Linked DNA regions of Mus musculus: region 1 is linked to region 2. Evidence: chromatin loops called from intact Hi-C (ENCODE). Cell type or tissue: heart. All regions are shown on one strand. Each heading gives the region's core, and the rest is flanking DNA. Links, peaks and the distances in the headings are about the cores only.

Region 1 (14,435 bases), core at 11,936-14,435, 53 kb before region 2:
ACTGACACCCAAGGCTGTCCTGACTTGTATGTACCATGAGCCAAGGTACATACCCATCCATACTCACACACATGCAGACACATCCATCATACACACACATTACTGTCATCCTCGTTACACACATATACGCTTGCACACACACATGCACACGCACACAGTTGCTCCTCATGAAGCCCACGGAGAGTGTGACAAGAGTCTCATGCCACCTGCCACCACCAATGGACTCACCTACAAAAGTGCAGTAGGTTCTGGGTCCTCAGCCCTCTCTGTCATCTCAGACAGAGATACAACTGTCTGCAGATAGACCAGTGGAACTGCTGCCTTCCTCTCTCTGCTCGGAACCTACAATGAACACACGTGCTCTCTGGCTGTGTGTGACCACCAGCAGTTTTCTACCCTGTCAGCATTTAAAGGCCCAGCTATAATCAGGTGTGATAGCACATGTCCATGATCCTAGCCCTTGGGAGTCAGAAGAAGTGTTGAGTTTGAAGCCTGCCTGAGCTCAATCACAAAACTCAAAAAGTCCAGTCATATTTTTTATTCCTTTATTGCTTATTTTGATATTAAACCCTGTTTAATATATCCATGGCAGTCATACAAAGAAATCAAACACGCCTAAGACTTTCTGTACCGTCCCCATTTGACAGCCAGTCAAACATGGCTAAACTAATCCGATTGGCTGTTGTAGTGGTCAGCACAGAGGAAGAACATGTTTATCTTTGTAGAAAGTTCTGGGAGACAGTGCTGGTCTGGAAGGCTCTCCTCATACATCCATTTTATCTTTTAGGCCAAGACATCAAGTCAGACGGCTTCAGCATCGAGACCTGTAAGATCATGGTGGACATGCTGGATGTATCCTTTCACGCGCTCCAGAGCCTGCTTCCTCAGATAGGGGAAAGTGAGCCCACTCCCACGTGCCCTCAGAGGCTTGAGGTGTGGACAGGCAGCCTGGCAGGTGTGGGGCTAGAAACCAGGGCCATACACTTGCCATCTCTGGTGTCTTCTTGGGTGACATCATTCTCTTCCTTTTGCTAAGCAGAGCTTTCCTAAACCATAGTGGGTCTGACATGAATCCGTGTCCTTGGCAAGATTTCCTTCTAAAACCATGTGTGGTGGCACACTTCTGTTAATTCCAGCACATGGTGGGAAGCAGGAGGATTTCCAGTTTGAAGGCAGCCTGGGCTACATAGAAAAAAAAATGTCTCAAACAAACAAAAACAAACAAAACATTTCTAGAGCTGAAGATGAAGATGTGTGCCGCCGCTGTTGTTTGTTCTCTTTGGCCTATCCCCTCTGGGATGCCCACCTGTCCCTGGAGCAGACTAGCCATGCTCTCCCCTCATTTCTAATGCTCAGTATTGGAACAGTCCACGCATCTATGACACCGCGTCTACTGGCCGCACGGCATTTTCCTATGACACAGCTCCCTTCACAAGACGCCTCTTCACAATACTTGAATAATGATCAAGGACCCAGATCTGTCTCTCACCTCCTAACAAACTGTTTAGTGAGATCTGGGGGCCGTAGCCCTCTTAGTCAGCTGACAGCGGGGCTCTATCACACCCTTCCTGCTGTTCCCTTTTGAGGAAACTTAAGGGTGTGAATGAAAAGCAGAAGGCAGATCCTCTGTGAAACCTCTGTGCTTGTGTTGGGAAGACCAGCAGAGCCAGCCCGTAGGCCAACTGGATGCCATTGTACCCAGTGAGTGCATACTCCAGGAGCTTTCCTTAACCGAGGGCAGGAAGATGGGAGTGGCAAGCTTGGCCTGAAGGAGTTCTACATCCTCTGGACGAAGATTCAGAAATACCAAGTATGGCCCTGGGCACCCTGGGGCGGGTAGATCAGTGTTGGGGGGACATTCTGGCATATGTGTTAAGATGTAACTGTTGTGGAGGGTAGGGGCACATTTCCAGGGGAATTGAACTCTATCAAGTCCTTGTATGCAAGGACTTAGCAAGTGACATAGCCTTGTCCTTTCCTATGCCTGATAAGTGACCAGAAATGAGGTCACTGTCAAGAGTTTCCAGAGAAGGCTGAGGGGAAGCCCTTCAAGCCCACTCAGCACACACCTCACAGGCGTCTTGACACTGTTTTGCTTGGGTCACGGTTCTAATGAGCATTTTGCGTGTTCCAGAAAATCTACCGGGAAATCGATGTGGACAGGTCTGGAACCATGAATTCCTACGAGATGCGGAAAGCACTGGAAGAAGCAGGTAACACTTTAGACTCTCCCCTCCTCGCCTGTGTTTTCTGCTGAGCACCTCTATACTGTATACCAAAACCTTGCTTCTGGATCTGGAGATGTAGCTCAGAGGTAGAGCTCTTACCTACCATGCACAAGGCCCTGGGTTCTATCCCCGGGAGCAGCCTGGTAGAACAAGCAGGTGAAGCCAGCTTTCAAGTATGTGTGTCTTTTTTGGCGTGTTTGTTTTTGTGTGTATGTGCGCATGTGTGTATGCATGTGCATCCCTCATGTGTATCCCTCTTCATACTCCTCACACTCTTCTCTGCTGCTGCTGCTGCTGCTGCTGCTGCTGCTGCTGTGTGTGTGTGTGTGTGTGTGTGTGTGTGTGTGTGTGTGTGTACTCCTCACACTTTTCCCTGCAAAGCTGATTTGGTAGAATCTGACTGTGTCAGCCTTCAGGAAAGCCCCAGAAGAACAGATATCAGTAACTAGGAAGTAAACCTAGCAAAGACCAACACAGGAGACTTCTGCACTTTGAGAACAAATCTGACTCTAAACAACAGTGGTTTAAACAGCATGCATCTTTCCCTTAAGCAGCCAAGGCTGGGATGGGGCTGCCTCCTCTTAGCACTCCAGGCTCCTTCTGTCTACTGCTTAGGGATCTGGGACAATAGGTCAACACTATCACATGCTGTCAGTAAGTCCATACACAAAGGGTTCCTTGCTTTTGAAGGCATACCCATGACTTCTGTTTACACACACCATTGGCCAGAACTTGCTCACAGTGTCTCATACAGCAAAGAAAGCTGGGAAATACTGACAACATGCCCAGCCAGCCATGGGCCTGTTGAAGTTCCTTTTTAGTTCACAAGGAAGATTTAAGATTAATTAGTTTGCCACAATCAGTCCTCTGTTAGAGCTAAATCTTCCTAAAACTAATCTCCAAGCTGATTTAGAACTAACTTAGAAAAAAATGGGATCATAGTTATCAATACAGATTAGCAAGACCATTGCTGCTGACTGGCTCCCAACACACACTGGGCAGCTCACAACCACAACTCCAGCTCTCAGGGATCCAGCACCCTCTTCTAGCATCTGCAGATACTGCATACAGGTGGTGCACATGTAGAAAAGTGTGCTGGTTCAGTGGGCAAGAGCAACCACTGTGGATCCCAAGGATCCTGGTTCAAATCTCAGGAAGTGCTTCATGGCTTACAGTTGTCTGAACTGGCTGGCAAGATGGCTCAGCGGGTAAGAGCACTGACTGCTCTTCCAAAGGTCCTGAGTTCAAATCCCAGAAACCACATGGTGGCTCACCACCAATAATGAGATCTGACACCCTCTTCTGATGTGTCTGAAGTCAGCTACAGCGTACTTATGTATAATAAATAAATCTTTGGGCCAGAGCAAGCAGGGACTGAGCGAGTGGGGCTGACCAGAGTGAGCAGGGTTGATAGGAGCAAGCAGAGGTTGTAAAAACTCAATTCCCAACAACCACATGAAGGCTCACAACCATCTGTACAGCTACAGTGTACTCACATATATAAAATAAATAAATAAATCTCTAAAGAAAAGCAGGTACACACATATAAATGTTAAAAATATAAAAATAAAGTGATGGAGAGAGAGGGAGAGGAGAGAGAGAGAGAGAGAGATTGGTTCCACAGCATGTGTGGAGAGCTAGATTGTAGGTGACACTGACAGAGCTAAGCAGTGGACCTGACACTCACAGATGGTCCCTTGTCCCCTCCAGGTTTCAAGCTGCCCTGTCAACTTCATCAAGTCATCGTTGCCCGGTTTGCAGACGACGAGCTAATCATCGACTTTGACAATTTTGTGCGGTGTTTGGTCCGTCTGGAAACGCTATTCAGTATGTGGCTAAGGCCTTCTCAACCTGTGGGTCCCAATGTCTTTGGGATGTAATGACCCTTTCACAAGTCTCGCCTAAGACTGTAGGAAAACACAGGTTTTTACATTACAATTCATAACAGTAGCGAACTTCCGAGTGCGAAGTAGCAATGAAAATAATTTTATGGCCAAGGTCACCATACCCTGAGGAGCTGTATGAAAGGGTGGGAGAGTTAGAATGCTTGAGAACCACTGGCCTATTTCATCCTTCTCGGGGGGATGGGGGTGCTGTGCAGTCACTGGATGTGTCTGTGAATTGAGAATAAATGTCCCTGTCGTTAAACTGGGGAAGCAGAGAAGAGTAGTAGCTCATGGCATCCAACAAAAATCAGCTGCCGCATCAGGCGCTGCTGCAGCCTGCAGCTCTGCTCCCTCACTCTCACACCCTGACCTCTCTCCACAGAGATATTCAAGCAGCTAGACCCTGAGAACACTGGAACGATACAGCTCAACCTTGCTTCGGTAAGTCGACAGCTCACACCAACCCCGACTCCTGGGAAGGCTGCTGCAAGATGGGTCAGAACAGGCTACTTTGGGGGCTACCTCAGCAGGCTGTTCCTGGGGTAACTGACCTGAACAGTTTGTTCCTAGGGTGACCTGAACAGGCTACTCCCAGGATGACGTTCTTTTGAAATTTTGCTTCTGGATTTTTTTTTTTTTTCTGGTCTGTTGGGGATAGGCCTGTAAATGGTTGGGAAGTCCCATGATGCACTTCGAGTTGCTATTTCTGAACGACTTGCTTATTCTCCAACCTAGGAAAACACACCTGGTCCTCTTGTCCCATGAGCTTTGACTGGATCATAAGCACTGGGTTAGACTAAGGTAGCTGGGTATACCAGATGGCTGAGGAGAGAACTGGTCAGCATCTGAAAGAATGTGCTTGTAGAATGAAACCCTTAGGGTAGAATCCAGGCCAACTTCTAGGAAGACCTGCCTGCCATTCATAGAACATATCTACCTAAAGCATTTTCTAGGACAAATACTTCTCTCCACTCTCTCCTCTTTAAAAGGAAGCTAACAACAATCACACATATTTGCCATGATAGGCTTACGTGCCTAGATCTCAAGAACACATCTCTTGAGATCAATGTGGTAGGCAACTTTCACCGAAACCAAAGCGTAGGACATCCCCTTGTAGTCCTGCTAACAGAAGGCTCACACTAACAGAACAACTGAGTAGTAGAGAGCCTGCTGAGCACTTATAAGGCCCAGGTTCAAGTCCCAGCACTGCAGAAAATATTAAAATCAGCAAAGAATCCAAGACCACATGAGTGCAGTTGGTCCCAGAGCTTGGTGGGGCATAGTCCACAGAAGGATGCTGTACTTGGTGGGAACACTACTTCTCCGGGTCACACAGGACAGCAGAATGGCAAGACACAGATAACCTTTTATTTTTTCCCTTGAAGTTTGAACTCTGATGCTCAAACAGCTGTACACTGCCCTGCCATGTGTTTAAAGTACAGGTATCCAAGTGGAAACCTTTTAACCAGTTACAAATGACCAGCTGCTTAAAGCTATATGTTTTATCACCTAGAACTCACCCTTAGCCTAAGCCTGCCATTTAAAGGGAATCAATACAACTGGAGCATGAAACACGCCATGTTCTAGAAACTAGCCTATTTCTCATTTCTGCAGGACAGCCAACTCTGCCCCCACCCCCACCCCCACCCCACTCTCTGCTCACACATACTGGCTTGTCTATGCTGACCGACCCCTTCCCATCTCCTAAGGAATGTGTACCCTCCATTTCACTTACCTTCCACAGGTTCCCAAAGATCCCTTAGGAGACATTGCCAAGGAGGAGCCATGTCTACAAAGTCGCCCCTTAGTTATACTGTGACTTCCATGATTTCAACCTCAGTTGTGGGTTACATCGCCCAGCTGTCCTGTCCAAAGTCCTGATGAGTTGGTGTATTCCACATCAATTTAGAGTCTGATAGAGTTCCTATAGAACTGAAAGTAGAACCAAGGCTGAAAGCAGAGGGTTTGGATGTCCATATCACAAACCCTTTTTTTTTTTTTGAGACAGGTTCTTACTATGTAGCCCTGGCTATCCCAGAATTCTCTATGTAAACCAGGCTAGCCTCAAATTCACAGTAATCTGCCTGCCTCTGCCTCCCTATAACTCAAGGTATGCGTCACCACCCCCACCTCCAAACCTCTGATGTGGTGTATTGAGGCAGAAGTGTGTGAAACTGGTTCACATGTTATTTGAATGTCACCCTTCATGTATTCAATACTACAACAACCACCAGTTCAAATCACACAAATTATCAAACTTCTAAGACGAGACTCCAGAAGGTAGGTTCAGCCATCTCCAGAATAACTCAAAGCCACCTATAAGGTCTTTCATTTTAACAACGCTCCCTGAATGAGTGTTTTGTTTCTTCTTCTTTTTTTCACAGTGGCTGAGTTTTTCAGTACTCTGAAGTTACATGCCTGGAGAGGTCTAGTGGAAGAAAACAGCCAATGACTACACTTAGACACTTTGTATCTGGACCTTGAACTTACGGGAACATTGACTTCATCGGATGATTATAACTGAAGAATATAACCGTCTGGGATAGATGAACTTTTCACATATCAGAGTAACATATTTGCATATTATTAAACCAAATGCAAATGAATTGCATAACCCTTGGTAAGGTCAGAGGAAGCGTTACACCTGTAAATAGTATATCCTTTTTACTTCTACACATTGTCCTGGCCATAGCAATATTAAATCAGGAAGGAATGCAGAGAGCTTTAAATAACTGGGCAAATAGTAAACCAATCTCAGAGGCTACAAGGCCTTGATGGGAATATTTGAAGAAATTTTAACTTTTAAATGCAGTGGTGGCACCTGCCACAGCAGCCCAGAGACTGCCGCTTGCCCTGAGCGAACTGAGAAATACAATGACGAAGTAGTCTGATGGAGGCATCTAAAGAACCCAGTCTGATGGAGGCATCTAAAGAATCCAGGAGCCAGGAGTGTCTGACACAAGGCCAACCTGGGCTGCCTAGCAAGACCCGATCTCAGAAAATAAATGCCAATTTAAAAAAAGGGCATGCTTGCTTCCATCATTTGGTTCTAACAGAAGATGGTTTTTATATACCTTTAGCATTCTTAAACTCAAGTCCTTGACCATATTTGGCCTTAGACACTTAGGTCTGACAAGTAGTAAGTAATGAGATCACTCTGACCAACTGAGCCAGGTGTGCCGTCTGCAAGAAGATCGTGATAAACCCCAGGGACTGTGCCTACAGCTGGGGAGGACAGGGCTCAGAAGATCTTCTTAAAACAACCAAGCTGGCTTCTTCATCCTGGGAAAATGCTAGCAACCATACAGACATATTGCCTTATCTACTTCCAAACGTACTGTTAATAAAGAGTTACAACACAGTCGCACCATGCCTTGTTTTTCTTCATAGAGCATGGCCCCCATGGGAGGGCTGAGGAGCACACAGGTAACAGCTGGGTTCTACTTACGTGAGGTCTGCTGCTCTGAAGGTTCAGACACTGAGAAGGCATCTTGCCTATAATTAAACTATGGAACTGTACAACATTTTTAAAACTCTAGTTCAGAAGTTCTGGTCACTCTGGCAGAAAGGACAATCCTAATTCCACCTGCTTGGTCTGGTTTAGGACGGTTTTGGGGAAACCCCCTATATCATTGCTGGCTCCAGAGCTTAGGCCTGCTCCCATGGGGATGGGGGGCCATTGTGGGAGCTGAGAAACCCACATAGTAAATCACTAGTCTAGGGCTAGACCTGTCGCTGGTGATCCTTGAAGAATCACAAAATGGGAAGGGAAGAAAGAAGGCAGCATGATGGGAAAGTGCTACCCACTATTTCATGGACAGTTTTGTGGGCAGATCCTCACCTCCTAGGGGTAGAGGATATATAACAGGATTGCATATAGTCCAGACAGATCTGGACCTATGTAACTAACATTGGCCTTGAACTCCTGATCCTCCTGCCTCCACCTCCACAGTTGGGGAATTATAGCACCATTTCAAGTAGTAGATGGGTTTCTCCAACACAGCTAAAGGTGGGCTGGGAAGGTTAAGAAGTTGGGAGAGTGTGTATGGAACTAACTCGGGTCACTGGATTGAGCTTTCTCTGTTCAACACTGAGGGGTTTCAGAATAGGGGGGAATGGGTTGTCTTGGGAGTATGGGTGACCAGAGTAGTGTTGGTGAAGGACTGAAGATGGGATTGGATGGAGGAAGGTGATAGAATGTTTGAAGTCTGAGGTTAGGAGACCTAGCAGGGAGAGGGTGGTTATTCCAATAAGGGCAGCAGTTCTAGACCTGGGTGGGAGTGAGGGCAGGGGTCCTGCTGTAAGAAGCTGAGAGGAGGGTGGTCTTGGGTGAGGTGTGAGCTGGCCCCTCCCAAGTGGCAGAGGCTACTCTTGACATCACTAGCTGGCAGCATGTAGCCAGCCCATCTGTCGCTCTCCCTGATGCCAACTTTGCTTTGTTGCAATGAGGACAGGGTTCAGTTCCCTGCATCTCATGGCAGCTCACAACCTGCTGTGACTCCAGTTCCAGTAGATCCGATGCCCTCTTCTGACCTCCATGGGCACTGCATGCATGTGGTGCACAAGCATATAAGCAGGCAAAACAACAATACACACCAAATAAAAATAAGTAAGCCTAAAACCAAAAACCGGTCGGTGCTCATTTTACAGGGAGGAGATAGACTCCCATCCTTTTTGATCCCATGGGAACTGTTCTGGCCTGCATCTCACCACCACTCCTGTAAACCTCTGCCCTGAATTGCTAGCCCACACCTGCCTTAGCTCTTCTGTGGACCGGACACACTCATCTCTTCAGTTTTTCTTCTCATAGCTTCTCCTCAACAGCATCACAATCACACTCCTGCCCCATCCTGACCCGTCCTTCCCCGGCACCAGGGATTCTAAACTGTCCTAGCTAGATTCACTTCTTTGTTCCCCAAATCGCTTCTCCACCTGGTACCGTCTAGCTAATTAACAGCCTATCAGTCTTCTCATGTGGCTACGGTCCAAGTTATCTGTCATGGGTGCTCCTAGGTACACCTCCAGCCTCCAGGCCCCCACCGCCCACCCCTGCCAGGCTCTGCTGCCTTTCATTCCACTCAGTTCTTCCTCTGACCTGAGTCCACATTCCCCTAGTTTCCTCCTGTCCCTTGCTTTTGTCAACTGTGACTCCAGTCACATGACACCACCTCCAGCCAAGACTTCACCTAAAGTTTACACTCTCCTCCTTAGCATGGCCCACTGCACAAGGCTTCCTTCTCCCTTTTGTAAAAACAAAAAGCACCTATAAATCCTGCTGTTAGACTGGCTAGCACACACACACAGAACTAAAGAACAGTTAAACTGTTGGATAAATTATGAGTTTGATATAGCCATTGAATCCTAACACACAATAGCAAGCAAGCAACAGAATACAGAATTGTTTCCAGCAGGCTCTCAGCTATGCAAAAAAAAAAAAAATCTAAAAACGAGACTACAAAACATACCCAACAGTGTCTCTCCAGTGTCCACTGCCTACTCTACACAAGACTTCCTGCTTTGTATGTAAAATTTGGAGTGAAATTACAAATGAAATAAATTATATGTACTCAAGTAGTATTAAAAGGAGAGAAAGTATTAGACTGAGTTCTGTTGTAACAACCACTTGTGGCTTATTTTCATCATGATTTGAAGACAGATTGACAACCCACAATTCTGAGGTCTTAGAAAACACTGAGTACCAGAGATTATTTCTGTTGAGTCGATTGTTATGTAAAATCTGGCCAGAATCGATGCCTTCATTGTGTAATTCCTGTTAAAGTCTCATAGGCATTGTTTAAGATGGTTTGCATATATGAGGTCTATGTGATTAGTTTGAACATCTGTGAATCCCAAATACATCTCTAGTGTGGGTGGACAAGGAGTTGTAGAATTGTACTGCAGAGGATTAATGTTGCTATACACAACTTAGGGGTGTGAATAAAAAGCTGCTACTTAGGAACCTTAAAAAAAGAAAAAGAAAAAAAAAAAAAAGAATTAGTCCTAGACAGAAGCTGCATCTAAGGCTGGTTAGAATGCTTCAGGTCCAGGGCTTAATCACTGAATTTTGGGCTAATTTTCGGCCCTTGAAAGCCACCTCTGTGTCAGACTAGCATCTGGTAATAGATAAAAACTGTCTTAGAGTCTATCAACCTAGAGTCTAAGAATGTCATCACATAGCATCTGAGACCTACAGGAGACTCCCCATCTTGCATAACTGCCTCTCTGATGTACCCACCAATGTCTTAGGTTGCCTTGATTTGTGACTTCCTTTGCTCTACTATAACCTTTGTGGAACTGCTTCCTTGTGGGAACACAGGAACCTGGAGTAACCTGGCTCCATATATCCTGGCCCTTGGTCATTCAAATTGACTGAAGACAAACGGTTTCTTATTTCCTTGAAAGCTGTGTTACTTTGAGTCAGTAACCTTGGTCTACACTTTCAAATATTAGCCCCAAGAAGCTTTGGTACTTTAATAATAAAACAGGTAAAAACCTACAAAGAGAATAAAAAGGAATGGTAAGGGTAAGGGATTTGCAACCAGCCAACAGCCGGCTTGGCTTCCTTCCCTACTTCCCACATCTCCTGCTTCTATAGACTTGCGATACTCCTCGGCAGTCTCCACAGTCTCACTGCCAGTGTTAAGAGAACAAGTCTCCCAGAGGTCAACTGTCTCGGCAAGGTCGGACAAGTAATGACTGCAACAGTCTAGTTCTAGAACTCACGTCGTATTTGTCTCCTACTGCAACAGCTCATACAAATCCAATGGCTTAAAAACATATCCATGCCAGGCAGTGGTGGCGCACGCCTTTAATCCCAGCACTTGGGAGGCAGAGGCAGGTGGATTTCTAAGTTCGAGGCCAGCCTGGTCTACAAAGTGAGTTCCAGGACAGCCAGGGCTATACAGAGAAACCCTGTCTCGAAAAAAACAAAACAAAAAACATCCATTATCTCACAGTATACAGCTGGGGTCCAACAAAATTTTCATTAGGGCACACCACACACATGAGGAGTCATCTCCGGACAGATCAGCTCACCTGGTAGGGTGTACTCAGGTCCACATGGCTACAAGCCTGAGGCCCTGTCTCCTGACAGTCCAGAGTTTTTCTTCATTTTCACACTTTCTGGCTCATGACCCCTTTCATCTTCAAAAACACCCCACATCTGGCTGACCACCCTTTCGGTGTCAGGCGCCTGCCTCTCCTGCTTTTCAAGGGCTCATGTGATTACTCTGGGCCCACCTGGATAATCTAAGCTGATTGGTAAAATCCCCAGTTCTGTGTCAGACTCACTAACTGGGGAAGGCACCTGGGTCTAGAATTCTTCCTGCTGTGCAGGCTCCATATTTAATCCATGTTGTCATTCTTTCTTCATTATCTGGAAGGCTATATTCTGTCTTTCATCCACTTTCCTTGTTAGAATTCAGTTACTCTTAAAAACATCTAGAAACAGGACAGCCAGGGCTATACAGAGAAACCCTGTCTCGAAAAACCAAAAAAAAAAAAAAAAAAAAAAAAAAAAGTCTAGAAAAAGTAACCAGTGGGTTTGCACCTACACCTTCTATTATGGTTTCACTAAGCAAAATGGGTTCTGATACAACTCATTACTTGGTTGGTAATAAAAATAAGTAAGTAAACAAGTAAATTTTTATAACTTTATGAATAATGTGTAAAGAGTGAGGACATTAAAGGACATTAAAATAGCCCAGCAGAAGTTGTAGGTCCAAGTAAGCTTTCTTTCACTATGGTCTCTATGACCTTTTTAAAAATTACTAAGTTAGGTGCTGGAGAGATGGCTCAGTGGTTAAGAGCACCAACTGCTCTATAGAAGACCAGAGTTCAGATCCCTTCACAGACATCAGGTAGTTCACCAACCATTTTAACCCCAGCTCCAAGGTATCCCACATTCACTTCCAGCCTCCATGAGGAAACAGGTACATAGCACACACACCCTCACCCCAGTCTCTTAAAAGCACAGTACTCTAGCCATTCAGCCTTGTAAACTGCAGAGATGCATATCTGTAATTAAGAACCACTTCTCAATCACACGACTGTCAGGAAGTTTTCCCACAGTGCCCGACTGTTGGATCAAGCAGTTCACTATTTCTCAGCTGTGCAGTAGGTAGCCCAATGGCTTATGCCCCATAACCAAAGCTGTGTATAACATTAAAAGGAAAACCAGGAAATAGCTTGGAGTCATAAAGTTTAATTTTATTACAATCATTTTTAAAACCAGCTATGATCTTGACAAATACAGGTAAATCTATAACAAATCTCTAATTTCCAAGATACAAAAAGACAATAAATATAGATTCAAATTCAATCTAAAAACAAGATTCTAAATCTACTTTAGATTAGGTAGTGTAGTTTAATTTCAGTATTTCAAATATACGCATAATTCTTAAATGCTACAATAACTCATACAATAGTTACTGCTCACTGACAAGCAGCTAACAGTTCTTCACTGATAACACACAAGTGTACAGCACCCGCCGGGGATCCCAAAGCCTGCTGGTGCTCAGGGGCAGTTGGAGATGGTGCCAGATGGCACAGGTCCTTTCTGGCAGGTCAGCGGAATGGGAACAGTGCCAAAATCACCCTACACAGGACAAGAAACTGATTTTCCCACAGTCCAGCAAATGGTCCCATTTCTTGACAAAGCCAGATGGCTGCCTCCTATGCTGCGCCGCCATGAGCATTCTGCCAGCCAGGGTGGTGCGGGCTCAGCAGCAATGCCTCTGCTCACGCCGAGTCCTTCGGTCCTTCATTTTCTTCCACGGCACATTCTTCATTGCTTCTGAGCTATACTGTCATTAAAGTAAGCCTTCTGATTTTTTTTTCCTGGATAATCATAGTATTTCTTCTAGCTCATTAATTCTTCATTAACTCAAGTTTCAGGCCAAGCTCCTTTGTCTTGGTTTAATTCTTGGGTATAGCTGCAAGAGAATTTTAAAAAAAGATTTACATGTGGCATATGTATGGAAGTTTTACAATATTTCAATAAGTACAGGAAGAGGGGCAAGGAAGCTGACACAGGAAACCAACTCGGGAAGGCACTGAGCTGTGGAAGCAGGAAGTGAATCTGCACTGATCACATCGAGGGCCCAGCAGCTGGAACAGCACCACAGAGCCGTGACACAGACTCCAGGCACGAACTCAACTTGCAGTTTGCTCAACCACACTGCAGCCCAGGGAAGCCAAACGCTGAAGACTACTTGTAAATTGCTGTGTGCTCCAGAATCTGGAAACCCATCATGACGGGCAAAAGTCGTTGTTTGTTTTTTTTTTTTAAGGCAGGGTCTTTCAAGGTAGCCCAGGTTAGCCTTACAATCCTCTTGCCTCACACTCCTAAGTACTGGAACCACATATGTAAGCCACACTTTTTCAACCTTATTTACAGGACATGGCACTGTGGGTGGAACCTGAGCCTATCAGGACAAATGCCTGAATCAGTGGACTTCGGAAGACATGAAATGCTTTGGGATTCTGCTGGCCTGTGCTTTCCCTAACAAGAGCGAGGGGAGGCTATGTGAGGGCTGCAGGGCTCTGTCTGGAGGCCCAGAGCAAGTCAAACTAGAATTTCACCATCAAGCTAAACAAACCCTCCCCTTCGTCTCCTAGGGACAAGAAAACAAAAGAGGTGGTGTGTTTATTTAAGAGTCAGTTTCAGCTGAGAAAAGACATTTGTCAAAGCCCTTTGCAGATTCCAGGCTGAGCCTGTCTAAATATTCCACATTGTGAAATTTCCTTTATTTTTTAATACTCAGAAGATACTAAAACATGACACATACAGCACACGTTTATAGAAGAGAGCACCAGGGAACTAGGAGTTCTAAGTTTAGGACTAAAATTACAACCTTTATCCCTGTCTGTTAATTTCAAAACCTTCTGAGAGCGCAACCCTGTCTCTGACTGACTGCTTCCCCCTCAGAATAATCCTCCATCTCATTAACCATTCTCTTCACTAGAAAATTCAACTTAATAGCAGTCTGTTGTACACCATAGGAATTAATAGTTAAAACCATACATACTAATTGAAAACTCGCTAACAGATTTTATTTCCATCACAGAATTAAAGGTCCGCTTTGTCAGGTTACACAGGTTACTAGCTTGACTGAGCCATTTTATAAATCAGCCATTATTGTAAACTCGGGTTAGGGTGGCAAGGAAGGAGCAGGCGGGATGTTCAGCAGCTGACGCTGCCTGCCAGGCGTCTTCAGTGGATCGCAATCTCAACTCCCAAAAATGTCTTCTGACTTCACACAATTACTGTGGCACATGAAAACTCTCCCCCCGCCCCCTCTGTTTTAAAAATGATTAAAAA
Region 2 (14,818 bases), core at 1-2,500:
CAAGTCACCTGTGACGCTGGCCAAGTCAGATGCCAAAAGAATTCACTCATCTTTCTTAGAGGTCTTGCAGAAAAAAAGCTGGGGGAGCGGGGCACTGAAGTTTTCCTCTGAACTAAAACTTTCAAGGCTGCATTTACTAAAACCTGTTTCCACAAAGAGATAGATAGGGTGACATGGCTGCTATCACCAACATCAGATCGAAATTCAAGTTAAAAAAAAAAAAAACTGGCAGAAAGAAAAAGAAAGGCAAGCCTTTTCAAGCGCTATGCTTCACTTCAGTAAAAAGCCTCAAAACAATTCAAAGAAATAGGCTAAGAACAAGGTTCCCCGGCTCTTGACCTTCAAAACAAGCTTCCCCAAAGGTCTCATCCGAGAAGCAAAGTTTGGAGCAGCGGCCCGGGCTGCCGCACTGCCTGCGGGGCAGCATCGCGACCGTCGCGGGGACCCAGAGGGACGGAGCCTCAGAGCCTCGAAGCCCGAAGCTCCACCGGCTCCGCTGACCCGGCCCCCCCGCCCTGTACACTTCCGGGCCCCAGCACGCCCACCCGCTTACCGGCATCATTTTGGACCCGAACCGCATGGAAGCGGGGGTCTGGCGGCGGCCTGGCCGAGCAGAAGTGACCCGAGGGTCGCGGGCCCGGGGAAGCCAAGCGAGAACGAGGCCGCGCGCCCGGCGGCCGACCTGTTGCGAGGCAGCGGCGCTGGAGTCCCCTCAGCGGACCGGGACGCCACCGAGTCCGGGGCCCAATCCCCTCGCCCGTCTCCGGGACGCGGCTTTGTCTCGGCGCTCGCGACTCCCACCTCCTCCTCCTCCTTCTCGCCGAAACCAACTAATCCCGGCCGGGCCCCCACCGAGGCGCGCTGGCCCCGCCCCCCACGAAGCCCCGCCCGCGGCGCGCCCCAAGGCTTGAGGTAAGGGGGAGCGGAGCGCCAACCGGGCGGCGAAGGCGCATGCGCAGATGCTGGGGGCGGTGCCAGAGGGGGCGGGAACCTTTGCTCCGAGGGAGGAAGATGCAGGCGGCGGAGCTGCTCCTGAACGCGCCTCCAGGCGGAGCCAAGGCACGGGAGGGCGGCGCCGCAGGAGAACAATAATCGTAAAACGCGGGGATGGAGCCCAGGGCTGTGTCCCTCACCTCCTTGGCGGTTCCGAGTTGCTCAAGAGAGTTGAGCCCTTTGCCTTAGGAACCATGAACCAGCCACAAGGCGCCGGACGCCGAGGGGCCTGGGCGGCGCCGCCTCACACACCTGACTCAGGGCGCCCTGAGGGATCCGAGCGCCCCACAAGATGGAGACCTGCGAGTCCGCCGGGCCGGAGCACGTTCCTGACAGAAGGCGCTCTCGGATTTGTCCTCATCCCTCAGGCGATGTCCAAGACCCCCCTCTGAATGGCCTGTTACTTCTATAATGTAAGAAGGGAAAAGCCCTTCAGTGTTGAGAAGTGGGGGGGTTCCCTGTGTTTTGAACAGCACGCTCAAAGGATTTGAAAATGGGTAAAAACAGCTTTCTGGGGCGCTCTTCAGCTCATCACGACCTGTAAACACTTTTAACACAAGGACCATTTTTTGGAGCCGTCGAAGCTCACGCTGGGAAATTGGCAGTAGTTCGCTTTGATAGGGAGGCAGATAGTCGAGTCCATTATCCAGAGAGACATAGGCTTCAGGAACACTAACTCCACGAAGCTCATTTCACGTCAAGTAACCCGTGCAAGCTCATTTGGAATCAGAGGACAGAAGAGTCCCCAAAACGAAATGAAATGAAGCACCAGAATGTATACAGCTTCAAGAATGGAGCCAGCTGAATGTGGTAGCGTGCACTAGTAATCTCAGCGCTTGGGAGGCTGAGCCAGGAGAATTGCAGTGAGTTCCAGGCCAGCCTGAGCTGAAAGAGTAAGACCTTACCTCAAATGACACTTTTATAAAAATTAAATATAAATTGACCTGTGTGTGGCACAGATCTATATCCCCAGGTACTCAGAATGCTGAGGCAGGAAAATCCCAAATTTAAGGGTTCCCAGGGCAGCTTTAGCAGAATAGGTCTCAAAATGTAAACGGGGGGGGGGGGGTCCCTGGAGTCAGACATAGTTTAGTGATAGAGTGTTTAACATGAATAAACTCCTGGTTTTAATACAAAGCACAACAGAAAGAATGAGCACTTATTGTTTGTCGTCCCAGCACTAGAAGGCTGAGGCAGGACGTATCAAGAGTCTGAGGCCAGCCTGGGCTACATGCTCTGTCTCCAAATAAATAAACAACAAATAAAAGAATAATTATTTTTTTATTTTAACATATCCCTTACCCAAAAAAAAGAATCATCCAACTCCCAGTTAACATCATCCCAGCTACTCTATCATCCCAGCTACTCTATCTAAACATGAAATTAAAACTGATACAACTAGAATTACCCTGGGTTAAGTAAAGGAAGTCCACACCTTGACTTACTCAGTAAAATGTATCAAAATACTGTAGGTCTTCTAAGTACTGTGGATCCATCAATGAACAAAACAAAGCTGAATGGACAATAAAACCAGTCTACATACAGTCACCCAGAAGAAAAAAAGAAAAGAACAAGAAAAAAAAAAAAAAAAAAAAACTCTTTTTGTGTTGTTGTTTGGTTTTTGGTTGGTTGGTTGATTGGTTTAGTTTTTCTAGGTAATGTCACTCAGTGTAGCCTTAGCTGTCCTGGAACTCATAGACCAGGCTGTCCTCAAACTTACAGAGATCCACCTGCTTCTGCCTTCTAAGAGCTAGGATTAAAGGTGTGCACCATCACTGCCCAGCTCAGTAAAAGAATTCCTATTGTTCATTAATGCTCCAGTTCTCAGTGGATCAAGGAATGGGACACTTACCCCATTACTACCAGAAAACTGACTGCATACAACAGTACATTATGTTTAATATGAGCACTGCAACACTGGGTTGGTTAAATAATAACAACAACAATAATAATTTTGTCTGTGTAAGTGCACACAGACATATATGCAGGCAAAACACGAATTCACATGAAATAAGCATAAATAAATCATTAGAAGTTAAATAAAAATGATTTCGGTGGAAATAGAAGCAAGGAGCGAAGAATGTGACTAATAAACTCCAGTTGTTTGTTTTTACTGCTGTTTGCACAAATGCCCTGCCCACGGGAAGGGAGAGAAAGGGGATGGTTGCTGGCAGTTTCTCCTGAAACTCATTCCAGCCAACTGAGAATTTCCAGATGCCAAATAGCAGCTATGTTTATAGTTGAGGGATTTTTTTTTTTAAATCATAGTAGCATTAAACCAAAGAAACCTTGTCTGTGCCTTCATTCACTCCCTTCAATTCTGTGTAAACCACACATAGCTGTTAGGTGAGTTAGTTGGTCAGATGAGCTAGCTGCCTTCCCAGCTTCTCGCTTTTTCTGTGTTCCCACCGTCACATTCTTACTCCTCCAAGAGCCTCAACTTGGTTCTCCCCACCCCTTAATTCTGTATTTGAGTCCAAGAAAGATAAATGAAATTACCACAAGCTGGTTGGGGAGGAGCTGCCTTCGCTCTTGACCTCACCCCACCCTTAGGCACAGTGCATTACCTATCTGTTTGGCTTGTGTCTTCCCCATGCTACTCTGGCCCATTTCCCACAGACGTTCCAAACCTTGACTCCTCTCCTCCCCTCAGAAGATGCATTTCCATGTTACTTTGTCAGTAAGATATTGATGACAGATCTTGAACCTTTTCATTTCCTTCTCCCCTCGGCCCCTCAGTTGTCTTACTCTTCCTACTTCTCTCATTGATTTGACTATTTACAATCATTTCTTCGTATCCATGGAGGACTGGATTCCCCCTAGATTCTAACATTTTCAAATGCTCCATCCCTGGCATAATGAGTATGGCGGCACATGCTTATAATCACAACACTGGGAGTGTGGTGCCCAAGGATCAAGAGTTTGAGGCCAGCCTGGGCAAAACCCAATCAGTCAATCAAATTGCATACAACCTATACATATCCTCCAGTTTACCTTAAATTAGCTATGTATTAGTCATTCCATTTGATACAATGCTAATTCCTTACAATACTTACTATCCTATAAAGATAATAGGACAAGGAAAAAGACCACTCTATACAAGTTCAGGTCTGACACAAGTTTTCCCTGAAAATATTCAAGTTGAGGTTTGGTTGACTTTGTATATGCAGGGCCTGTAGAAATGGAGAGCAAACTGCATTCTTATGTGCCCATATTTTGCCAGGCACTATTCTAGATTTTAAAGGCAATGGAGGCCCTTCTTGAAGCTGATATTCTGAGTAGAGATGCTGGACAATAAGCAAATGAATGCTGTAATCCTAAATGCTGTAGGGAAGAGAAAGCAATCAAGTAAACTGAGTTGCATAGTGTGTTTTAGACAGAGTGACCAGAGGAGGCCTGGGAGAAATAAATGGATGGAGAGTCAGACTCTGGGTAGTGGGAACAGCCAGGCAAAGGGGCCCAGACTGTCTTGTGTTTGGCATCCTAAAGGAGTGAAAGGGGCAAGGAGCTGTACCAGATGGAGACTGGTACGAGCCAGAAGATGGGGTGAGGGCCTGGAGCATCCAGGACAATTTAATGCTCCAGTTGTCCTTCCTAGACACTCCATCTATACAGCCTTTTAATGTATGTTTAAGGTTATGGGTACAGTATATATATCAAAATATGTATACAGTGTCTTAATGATCAAATGAGAGTAACTAGAATATCTTCTCCTCAGACATTACTTTGTGCTGGAAACATTGAAAATACCTCAGTAATGAAATACACAACTAATTGTTGCCAACCATAGCTATTTTTACAGATTCCTTGACCTATCAACTTATGCAATCTTTTCCTGCATTCTCCTTAATTAGCAGTATTAAAAGGCAAGGAGACCAGGTTGAAGTTCATATTCCCTGCTTTAAGTATAGCACTTAAAAGGGTGGGAAGGCTTCTTTGCATCTTTGAAGTTCCTACCTAAATGTGACTCTTGAAAGTGCCATTTGATGTTTCTCAAGAGGAACTGACCTCTCCGTTGCATGGTGCCACCTAGCCCTGGCCACATGACACAGACAAAAGCTTACATCCAACTAGATTCGATGGAAAGAAATACACTTTAGGCAGCTTCAGCCTTAACATTGCACCTAGAGCATGGTGGGAACTTTTATAAATGCAACATTGTTGGTACTTATCACATCTCCATCTGCCTCCCTCCTGTGCGTCTGCCTCCTAGGTCTATGGACTCTTTTGATGCTTGCCTTTGGCAGGTCTTCCTGCATTTCTACTTCCCATCAACCTCTAGCCTAGTGGTTCTCAACCTTCCTGGTGCTGTGACCCTTTAATACAGTTGCTCATGTCGTGGTGACCCCCAACCTCAAAATTATTTTTGTTGTTATTACATAACTATAATTTTGCTACTGTATGAATTGTGATGTGAATATTTTTGAAGCTAGAGGCTTGTCAGAGGGGTCTCCATCCACAAGCTGAAAACCACTTCTCTAAGCAGTTGCAAACTACAGGCCATATCTGCTCTCCACCTGTGTTTATATTGCTTCTGAGTTGTTCGTTTAGCAGTACTGATGATGGAACATAGGAAAGGACCACTGAGCTGTATCTCCAGGCTTCTTTTCACTTTTTACATTTTATTTTGATACAGATCTGGATAAATTGCCCAGTGGTCTTGAATTTGCCATTCTCCTGCCTCTACTTCTACCTCCCAAGGAGTTGGGATGATGTGCCCGTGCCTGTGTCACCCCTTGTGCCCCCCGCCAGTCCCCTTTGTTTTGGTTTGTTTGGTTTGATTCTGCATTTTTAAATCATGAAAGAGGGAAGCCAAAGATTTGTGCCACATTAAAAGGACATGAAAACTTCAGTCTACAAATAATATTGTATTGGAACACAGCCACACATTTATTACTACACCGTCTGGGGCCACTTTCAGAGAGGGACAGCAGAGCCCAGCAGTTGTGACAGAACCTCTACGGTCTGCAAAGCTTTGAGTGTTGACTTTCTAGCATGGAGAAGTGGCTTATAGCCTCAGCTCTTCTGGTGACTGGGACAGAAGAATGACTTGAACCCAAGATGTACTGTGTGTGAGTGTGTGAGTGTGTGTGTGTGTGTGTGTGTGTGTGTGTGTGTGCTAAGCAGAATGATTTCTTTTTCAACACCCTTGTAATCATGTTCCTCTCAGACTTAAGACCCTTCCATGCCTGTGGATAGGGCATGGGTGGGGAGGAGCTAAAGGATGAAGGGTTGGAGCCATGTGTATGGTACATGGAGGTCTATACACGTTTCTGTCTCCTTGTGTGCTCTCTAAATTCTAGATGACAGGAAAGAAAGAAACACCTTCTGTCACATTCTGTGGTTGTAAGGTTAAATGATGTTCCTTAACATGGCCTGCTCTGAGTCCTTGCATGCCCCCCCCCCATCTGCCCTCCAAGGATAAGAGAAAAGTACATTATGTGTGCCTCATCATATTCATGACAATGTCCTCAGAATTGGTAACCCAGAGGGGTAGACGTGATGCTTGAAGCCGTGTCTGTAACGTTAGCTCTGTTTTACCTGACTAAATGAATGGTAACTGGCGTTGGATTGACAGCTTGTGGAGCGAGGAGCTTATCTTCCATTGTCAGTTTTCTCTCCATGACCTCGTCCTCCCCGTCTAATCTTCTTCTCGTCCACTGAATGGAGTGGCCAGGAATCTCTCACTGAGGGAACAAGCCTGTTCTGTGTCCGCCCCCCTTGGTGCTCCTCACAGCGCTGTGCTGTGCGGCTGTTGCTCCTCCCCTCTCCTCTGTACACACTTTCCTGCTGGCTTTCTAAGGATGTTCTCTTCTTTCTGCCTCTGTGCCCTTTGCGACCGTTTGTTCTTCGCTGGACTTCGCACGTTGAAGGTAACTGCTTTCAGCCCTTCCATTTCCTCATTCCAAGGACCACCATCTTCCTATGCCATTAAACCTTCTCCACACAGGCACCAATTTTTGTATTCCCAACCCCAGACTGCTTCTCTGAGCTCTAGAACTGGGCTGTTAAAAATATAAGTTACTAGCTGCAAAGAGCTTTAATTTTCCTGTACTGAGGGTGGACCCCAAATCCTCCTTCTTTCTGCCTGTGAAAGTCATTTTCTGCCTGTGAGCTCCACCCAACCCCCTACACAGAGCTATTGACATCTTAAAATGTGACTAGTAGAACAGAGAGACTAAATGCTTTAAAGATTTGCTTGCTCTGTGTGTGTGTGTGTGTGTGTGTGTGTATGCGAGAGAGCATACAGAGTCCAGTGGTATCGGAACCCTCTGGAGACACTGTTATGAGCCACCCAACGTGGATGATTGATGCTGGGAATTGAACCCAAGCATCCTGGAAAAGCATCCCTCCAGTCCTCTAATGCTTTGATTTTAATTAAAGTTAAATGGTCAGATGTATGTAATATATAAAGCACCAGACAGTTAGTGGAGAGTGTTTCTGTTATCACAGGGCTAGCTCTCTGTATTTTATCAAGTCCAGCTGCCTAATTGACCACTTCCTCTTGCAAGCTTAACATGTCTAAAATCAAACCCATGGTCTTTCTCTCCCATCCTGATCCTTTCCTATGTCCTGTCACGGTAAATGGCACCAAGTTTATTTCCTCAAACCACATACCTGGGAGTCATGCTTGAGTTTATTTATCTTTTAGTCTATTCTGTCTCCTAAATAGCTCAAATTCCCCTTCATCTACCACCACGGCACACTGTTTAAACTACTATCACCTCCCATAGATCTGATCATCAGATAGCCCTTTATTCCTCCAAGTCCCTGCATGTCTATCTGTGCCTGCCCTCTAGCCTAGTTGCATACCACAGTCCTCTCCCTCACTGAGACTCGGCCCCATCATCTTCTCTTAGTCTCCCTTACCCACCACACTTCCTCCAGCACACACTGCACCACAAGTGTACAGGCCTCATCCTCACACTCTGGATTGCGATTGAGGATTCAGAAACTCCGTCTTGGTCACAAGCTCGCTCCAGTTCATTTCCGACTCTCCCCCAAGACTACCAGCCATAGGATCAGGGTTGTTTACTCATCTGTATGTAGCATGAAATCTTCAGTACTTAAACCAGGGCTGATGGTCCAGTAGTATGAAGGACGAACAAACAAAATAACGACAAATCAGTGAGTTATCTGTCTGCACCTTGTGAGGTTCAAATCGGTGTTCTGTACATTTCCCAACGTCATGGTCATAGGTATACTTACTGTACCCCAAATGGCAACCTCGTAAGTGTTTGTAAGAACTTCGAGTAGAATAAGGTCTGCGGGACCTCAACCCCTTCCTGAAACAGCCCTAAAATGCTTCCCGTTCTGATGATAGTCAGCAGTCATCTAACTATGATACAGCATTTGAAAAGGAAGGAAGGCTACATCATGAGGTTAAGTTGCAGCTTCACCCTTGACAAGTGAAAGCTTTCTAGTCTAAAAGACTCAAGCACTGCTTGTGCTAAAGCCACCAAAGGCTCACTGGGCACCAGCAGAGTTAGCTTTCCCTGGTGCCAAGGAATTTCATTCCACTGTGAGGTATAGACATGAGGTTTTTTTCTCCCCCATCTCTATCAAAATACACATCAAATAAGAATGAACATTGTCATAGTCGTCTTGAAACCACTTTTAAAGTTTATGTGTCAGGGCAAGGGCCATTCATCTTTCTTTTTTTTTTTCAACAATGCTGCCACAGGTGAGATCTGTAGAATGGCTTGTGTGTTGAAGACTTCCCAGCCTGTAGTACTGTTGAAGGTGGTAGAGTCTTCAGGAAGTGGAGTGTAGGAGAAAGAACTTATATTATTGAGGAATGGTGTGCATAGGATATTAAGACCCCAAATGTCTTCTGCTCCACATCCTGGTTATCAGGTGGTGAACAGCTTCCTTCACAATAGACTTCAGCCATGATGTGCTACCTTAACATAGGCCCAAAAGCAATTGGGCCCATCAACCATGGACTAAGACCTACAAAATTGCAAGCCAAAACAAACCTTTCCTCCTATGTAAAGTTGTATTTATATGTGTATGTATGTGTATATGTATGTATGTATGTATGTATGTGTATGTATGTGTGTCTACATGAGTTTATGTACACCATATGAATACAGGTGCCACAAAAGGCCAAAAGAGGTCACCTCAGATTCGGTGGAACTGGAGTTACGGACAGTTGTGAGCTGCCTGATATGGGTACTGGGAATGGAGCCCAGATCCACTGTAAAAGAACCAAGAGCTCTTAACCACCAAGCTGTCTCTCCAGCCCTGACTGTCCTCTTTCACAGTGGATTACCCAAGGTCTATTATCACAGTGACTGGAGCCCCATAGAGTACTTTGCCTGCGTTCTTATGTTAGGTCCATGCAGAAGCTTGGAGTTGCACTTGGGATGCCTCAGACCTGGAATCTTAATTCCACTCCACTGGTTTTCTCCAGTCACAATCTGTCCTTCAGCGCCTCTCTCCTGAGCGCCACCAGGCCTGTCAGTGGGAACACAGTAAGGGAGATTCAAAGCATGTGCAGTCTAGGAGAGGAAGATCTACCTGCAAGTGATGAATGAAATCAAATGTGTAAGCTCTCTGGTCAAAGTCGCCTAATTCCCTGATCTTCCCACTATGAGCAGTGGGGAAAAACTTCATAGAGCAAAGAATCACAAGCTGAGAGTTAAAAAAGAGTAATTATTAGGCTTGCATTTAAAAAAAAAGAATAAGAAATTTTATTTTGACTAAATTTATTTTGACTAAATGTAAACAAGCATGCTGGTGTGCACCTGGAATGCTAGCTTCTTTGGAGACCGAGTTGATAGCCTGCACCACAAGTGAGGCCCCTATCTCAAGATAATTATAAACAGATAAAACCAAACTCACTGAGTTCCTCCTATGTACATAGCAATATAATGTGTACAAAGTTCCTAGAGGAATTTATGTACTTGAGAGGCAAGAAAAGTGGGCAGAGATAGCTGTACCTAGGTCTGCCCTTCATAGCACACTTAGTGCATACCACACATACGCTGAGTCCACATAACATTTGTTCATAAGTGTTAACCTTCGCCAACCCTAAAAGGAAAGACTGTGGTCTGTATTTTACAAATGAACTAAAGCTCAGAGATGCTGACCTGCTGATTTATTCCACAAATACTTCTAAAGCATTTACCTTGTTTGGGCTGGGTACCTACAATTCAAAGCTCTAGACATGAGACATAGTGGTGGAAAAGACAGCTAAGGGTCTGTTCTGCTCATGAAAACTACGTATTCTACTTGGAATGGCCAGATAATCAGTAAAGAGGAGCAATGCTGAAAGAAAAGTGAAGTAAGATACCATCAAGGAGACTGGAGTTGGGTGGGTCCCATGTAAGAGATGCCATTTAAACTGATACCTGAAGGACAAGGAGTACCCCCAGAAGGCCTAGAAAGGAAGGTAGCAGGCTGGGGGGTGGGGGGACAGCAAGAGCAAAGATGCTGAGAGAGTTGGTACTGGCATATTCAATGAGCAAAGGCAAACCCAGAGTGTGCAGAGCAGGGAGCTCTCCCCTGTATCACAGCACCAATAAACAATAGAGCTGAGACTCAGATCTGCATCTGCTCAGGATGGAAGCCCAGACTCCACACCATCCAACACTGCCTAAATGGACAGAAGAAAGCTGTACACACTGATGTCATGGAGTGTGTGTTTACGTTAGCAGGAGAACCCCCAAAGACCTCCGGAAATACAAATTTAAATGGAAGAAACTCTTGTGAGCAGAAAGGCTTCCTCAAAGAACATATGCAGACAGTAAGGAATGCTATTGCACTAACAGTTTATAAAATGCAGCTTCATCTGACTCTGATGCTTAAACTCAACCCAACCCATTTGCATTTCTTATCTTAGACTGGAATCCCTTGCAAGGATGCAGGAATGTAGCTGAGATGCTTCAACTTAGAAGTTCAGATAAGCTGCCTTCCAAAAATTCTTGGACTTCTCCCAGGTGTGAGAAGAGCCATTCAGCCTGAGTAGGCCTTGCTTTTTACGGTTCCCAGGGAGGCATGGTCCACAGGCAGGAGCTGCCTGGGCCAGTTTTACAGGAGACACGTTACATCTGCTAGCCCGATTGTGATTGGGTGGTAGATATGTGAGAGGCTGGGAAGTTGAGACAGGAGTTACTGTTGAGATAGTAATCATATGGTTAGTGGCCAATGACCAAGTCCTGGGCAGGGCAGGCTCAAGCTGCCAGACAAGATGTCATAAACAAGAAAGGCAGAAACTAGAGGGAAATGTGACACCAAGAGAGGCATGATGTCCTGCCACCTAGCCGAATCAAATGAGTCCATTTTAACTCAGGTCAGCCCGAATATAAACCGGACAGCTGGTCTCCAAGAGGTGAGACTTTTCTCTTAAAGAGCCAGAATCTTCACTTCATCTAAAAGCAAAATTTATACTTAGTTAGGAAAAGGAGTCAGTCCAGTTTTATCCTGCTACTTGTTTTCATACTGGACGATGCTTTTCCAGAGAATAACGCCATAGTCTGAACCTGAGATGTCTCCCAAAGTGTCTACGTATTAAGGGCTTGGGCTCCAGAGGGATTCTTTCCAGAGGCGATGGAATGTTTCAGAGTGGAGCCAACTGAAAGTTAGGTCACTGGCAGTGTGCCCTGTGGAGGGGATTGTGGATGCCTGCCTTTGTCTCTCTTTTTACTTCCTGGAGACCATAAAACGGGCAGCTCTCTCCACCACACATTCTTGTCAAAATATCCCGCCTCACCACATGCCCAAAGCAGCCATGGGTCAACAATCTGAGGAGAGAGACCAATAGAGCTGAGCTGAACTAAGCCTTCGTCTCTCTGCATTGGTTGTCTCAGTTTGCGTGGTTTGCCTGTGTGATATGTGGACGATGGGCAGACTGGGGTACCCATGTTCCCTGAGATCTGCAGGGGCAGCTTCTAAAACCAACAAGGGATTATAAACTATTTTCCTTCTTGACAGGATCAGGAAAAGCTCTTGACCTTTGATTTTTAAGGCCCATGCCAAACCCTGAAAAGGTACAACTCAGGATCCTGTTAAATCCGAGTAATTCCTAATTTAAAGATAAACGAGTTTGAACTTAAATAAGGACCTTGTCCAAGAGCATATATTACTGAGAAGTACTGATAGCCTGGTTACCCTGACACATATACATGAGGTCTTTGTTTTAATAATCTTTATTGAGGTCTGACTTACATACATATAATGCATATATTTTAGGGTATAACTTTTTAGTTTAAGCAAATTATAAGCCCTTGAAAATACAGCAGGGCAAAGCTACACGACACTTGCATTATCCTTGTGTGGCTTCACATTGATTATCCCTCCCCTGGATGTGAGAGATCTGCTTTCTGACACCAGGCGGTGTGTGTCTATCCTAGAATATCACGTAAACACTACCGTCCAACGTTTACTCCTTTCCGTGTGACTTCCGCTCAACACCTGTAGCTGTTGTCTTCTTGGTGTTATTTGACGATCCGTGCACAGAATCCCCGAGTACAAAATTAAGCATCCCTTCCCTGGCGAGAGCTTTCGATTTTCAGGTTCACTCTTCGACATGATTTTTAAAGCACTAACGAGATGACATCTTACTTGTGCAAAGCAAAGTTCTGTTAACATCTCCCACTGTCTTCTTTAAAATCCATGGTTCCTGCTCCATACTATTCACGTTCCTCTCCATTTATTTTGGTATAACCAACAACACCATATACATTTAAGATGGACAACACGATGTGTTGGCCTACATACAGACAGTAGAACTAGCACTATGATCTACTTATTTAGTGCGTTCATCCCCATGCATAGCTTCTGTTTGTGTGTGTTTGGTAATGATGTTAAAGATCTACTCCTTGAACAAACCGTATAACCTGCACAACGCATTTGAGACTCGTTCATTTTATTAAATACACCAGTCATCTGTTCCTTGTTGCTGCCGAGTCACGCTCCATTGTTCGCATGCTTCCAGTGTTTCTGCCCATTCACCTGTTCATAGACACATGGAGCACGTCCTGGCTATTATGAACGACCCTTCTATGAATGCATATATGCAAGTCATTTCATAAAAGTACGTTTCATTCCTCTTGGGCCAATATCAGGAAGTGGAGCTGCTGAGCCACTTGCTTGTCTGAGCCACATGGTCTGTTTCCAAAAACCCTAATGCTTTTTAAAAAAGATTCCTCTTGGACTGCAGAGATGGCTTGGCCATTAAAGGCTAGGCTCACCACCAAAAATATAAAAGATTATTTTTATTTTATGTGCACCAGTTTCTGCATGCATGTCTGTGTACCACATGCATCCCTGGTGCCTTGCAGAATCGGAAGGGGGCGTCAGATCCCCTGGAACTGGAGGTACATACTACTGTAAGCCAACACTTGGGTGCTGGAAACCAAACGTGGGTTCTCTGCAAGAAGAGCATGTGGTCTCGGTCGCTGAGCCAGCTCTTCACTTTACACTCACCAGCAATGGATGAAAGTTACTCCATGTACTCAAAAACAGTTGTTATCTTCTGTTTGTTTGATTGATTGGTTGATTGATTGATTCAGGGTCTTGTTATATATTCCTATCTTGTAGAGAACTTGTCATTTAGACCAGGTTAGTCTCAAGCTCACAGAGACCAGGTGGTACGTTCTGACGGCTTGTGAGAAGCATCTTTGTGCTCTCTGACCATCGCTGTGTTCCCTTTCCTGAAGCCCAACTGTGAGTTATGTGCCTTATTACTGAGCTGTCAGCATTTTTAAATATAGTGCGGGGAGATGTCGTGCGATACACATGTGTACTGCGAATTTTTTGTTTGTTTGTTTTAGGCCTCTTGTCTTTCCATTTTCTTTATACAAATTAAAAATCTGAAATCTGAAATGCTCCAGAATTTAAAACTTTTTGGGACTGACTTACCAGAAGTAGAAAATTCCACACCGGACCTCTTGAAACAGGTCACAGTCAAACCATGAGTGAACTAAAAATATAAAAATAACCTTCCAGGTTATGAGTATGGGATACACATGAATCATAATTTCATATGTAGACTTGGAGTTCTATATCCAAGATCTCTCGTTATTCATATTTAAACATTCTCAGATTTAAAAAAAATAATCTGCAGGTCAAAACATTATTGAGACTTGTGCTGTAAGATACGAGGCCTTTAACTCACAGATGGGCTTCATGAAAGGAACCAGTGACCAGTGAGTACAAAGATATTTATTAAAAGTCATTAGAAAACACTGCCTGCCTGGTCTCCGTGAGTTTGAGACTAACCTGGTCTACATGACAAGGACTATATAATTTTAGATAAGGATATTAACTTATAGTGTCTTTCCAAAAATTTTTATTTGGATTAAGTTAAATTTGTTGGTTTTTTTTTTTTTTGTAGGCTCTTGTATCCTATTTAAGGAATCTTGTTTAAACCAAAGTTTATAAGATTTCCCCCTATGTTTCTTCTACACCTGTGATCCACTTTTAGTAATTTTCTGTATATATAGTGAAATAAAGGGTCCAAATTAATTTTTCTTATGTCAATATCTAGCTCCCCAAGAAAAATGTATGGACTAGAGGGCTGCCTTTTCCCCCATTTAATTAATGTGGCCTCTTCTGTCTCGTTAGTTTTTATGCCTTGTAATAATCACTTTCTGTTCCTTGCAAAATGCCCCTCATCTCTTCTGTCCAGTCCCATAGACCAAAGCCAGGTCAACAGCCCCATCTCTTCCTACCTCTGCTCTCTCAGATCAAAAGGGAATTTTTCTCCTGGGCTCTGCCTGGGCTCTCCCTAGAGATACCATAGTCTAAGAGGTTATTCCCCAGTAAAAGCATCCTTGCTCCATCAGTTTTCTTCCCTAAAGCATTCCAATCTGTCTCC

Evidence for each region. Peaks named below come from ENCODE experiments on the same cell type or tissue, not always from the same donor. Only the 100,000 strongest peaks of a DNase experiment are listed, where the experiment ranks them.
Region 1: a loop joins it to region 2, with 1.9 times the contacts of the local background. A loop is called at or near these places in 3 of 42 quality-filtered maps.

What each region holds. Positions count from the first base shown.
Region 1 is chr1:182,460,299-182,474,733 of GRCm38, reverse strand. Trp53bp2 (transformation related protein 53 binding protein 2) reads right to left here. Exons shown (of 18, transcript NM_173378.2): 18 at 12,298-13,047. The coding sequence ends at 13,006. Capn2 (calpain 2) reads left to right here. Exons shown (of 21, transcript NM_009794.4): 16 at 788-852; 17 at 1,742-1,810; 18 at 2,135-2,213; 19 at 3,939-4,055; 20 at 4,497-4,555; 21 at 6,499-7,481. The coding sequence ends at 6,522. Among named protein-coding and RNA genes, the nearest start is that of Capn2, 50 kb to the left of the region's middle. In heart, for the core only: no CTCF peak of the experiment used is centred there; DNase peaks (open chromatin) are centred at 12,683 and 13,243; H3K27ac peaks cover 1,159 bases.
Region 2 is chr1:182,395,186-182,410,003 of GRCm38, reverse strand. Trp53bp2 (transformation related protein 53 binding protein 2) reads right to left here and starts at 837. Exons shown (of 18, transcript NM_173378.2): 1 at 554-837. The coding sequence starts at 580. In heart, for the core only: a CTCF peak has its summit at 1,058; a DNase peak (open chromatin) is centred at 923; H3K4me3 peaks cover 2,114 bases; H3K27ac peaks cover 1,989 bases.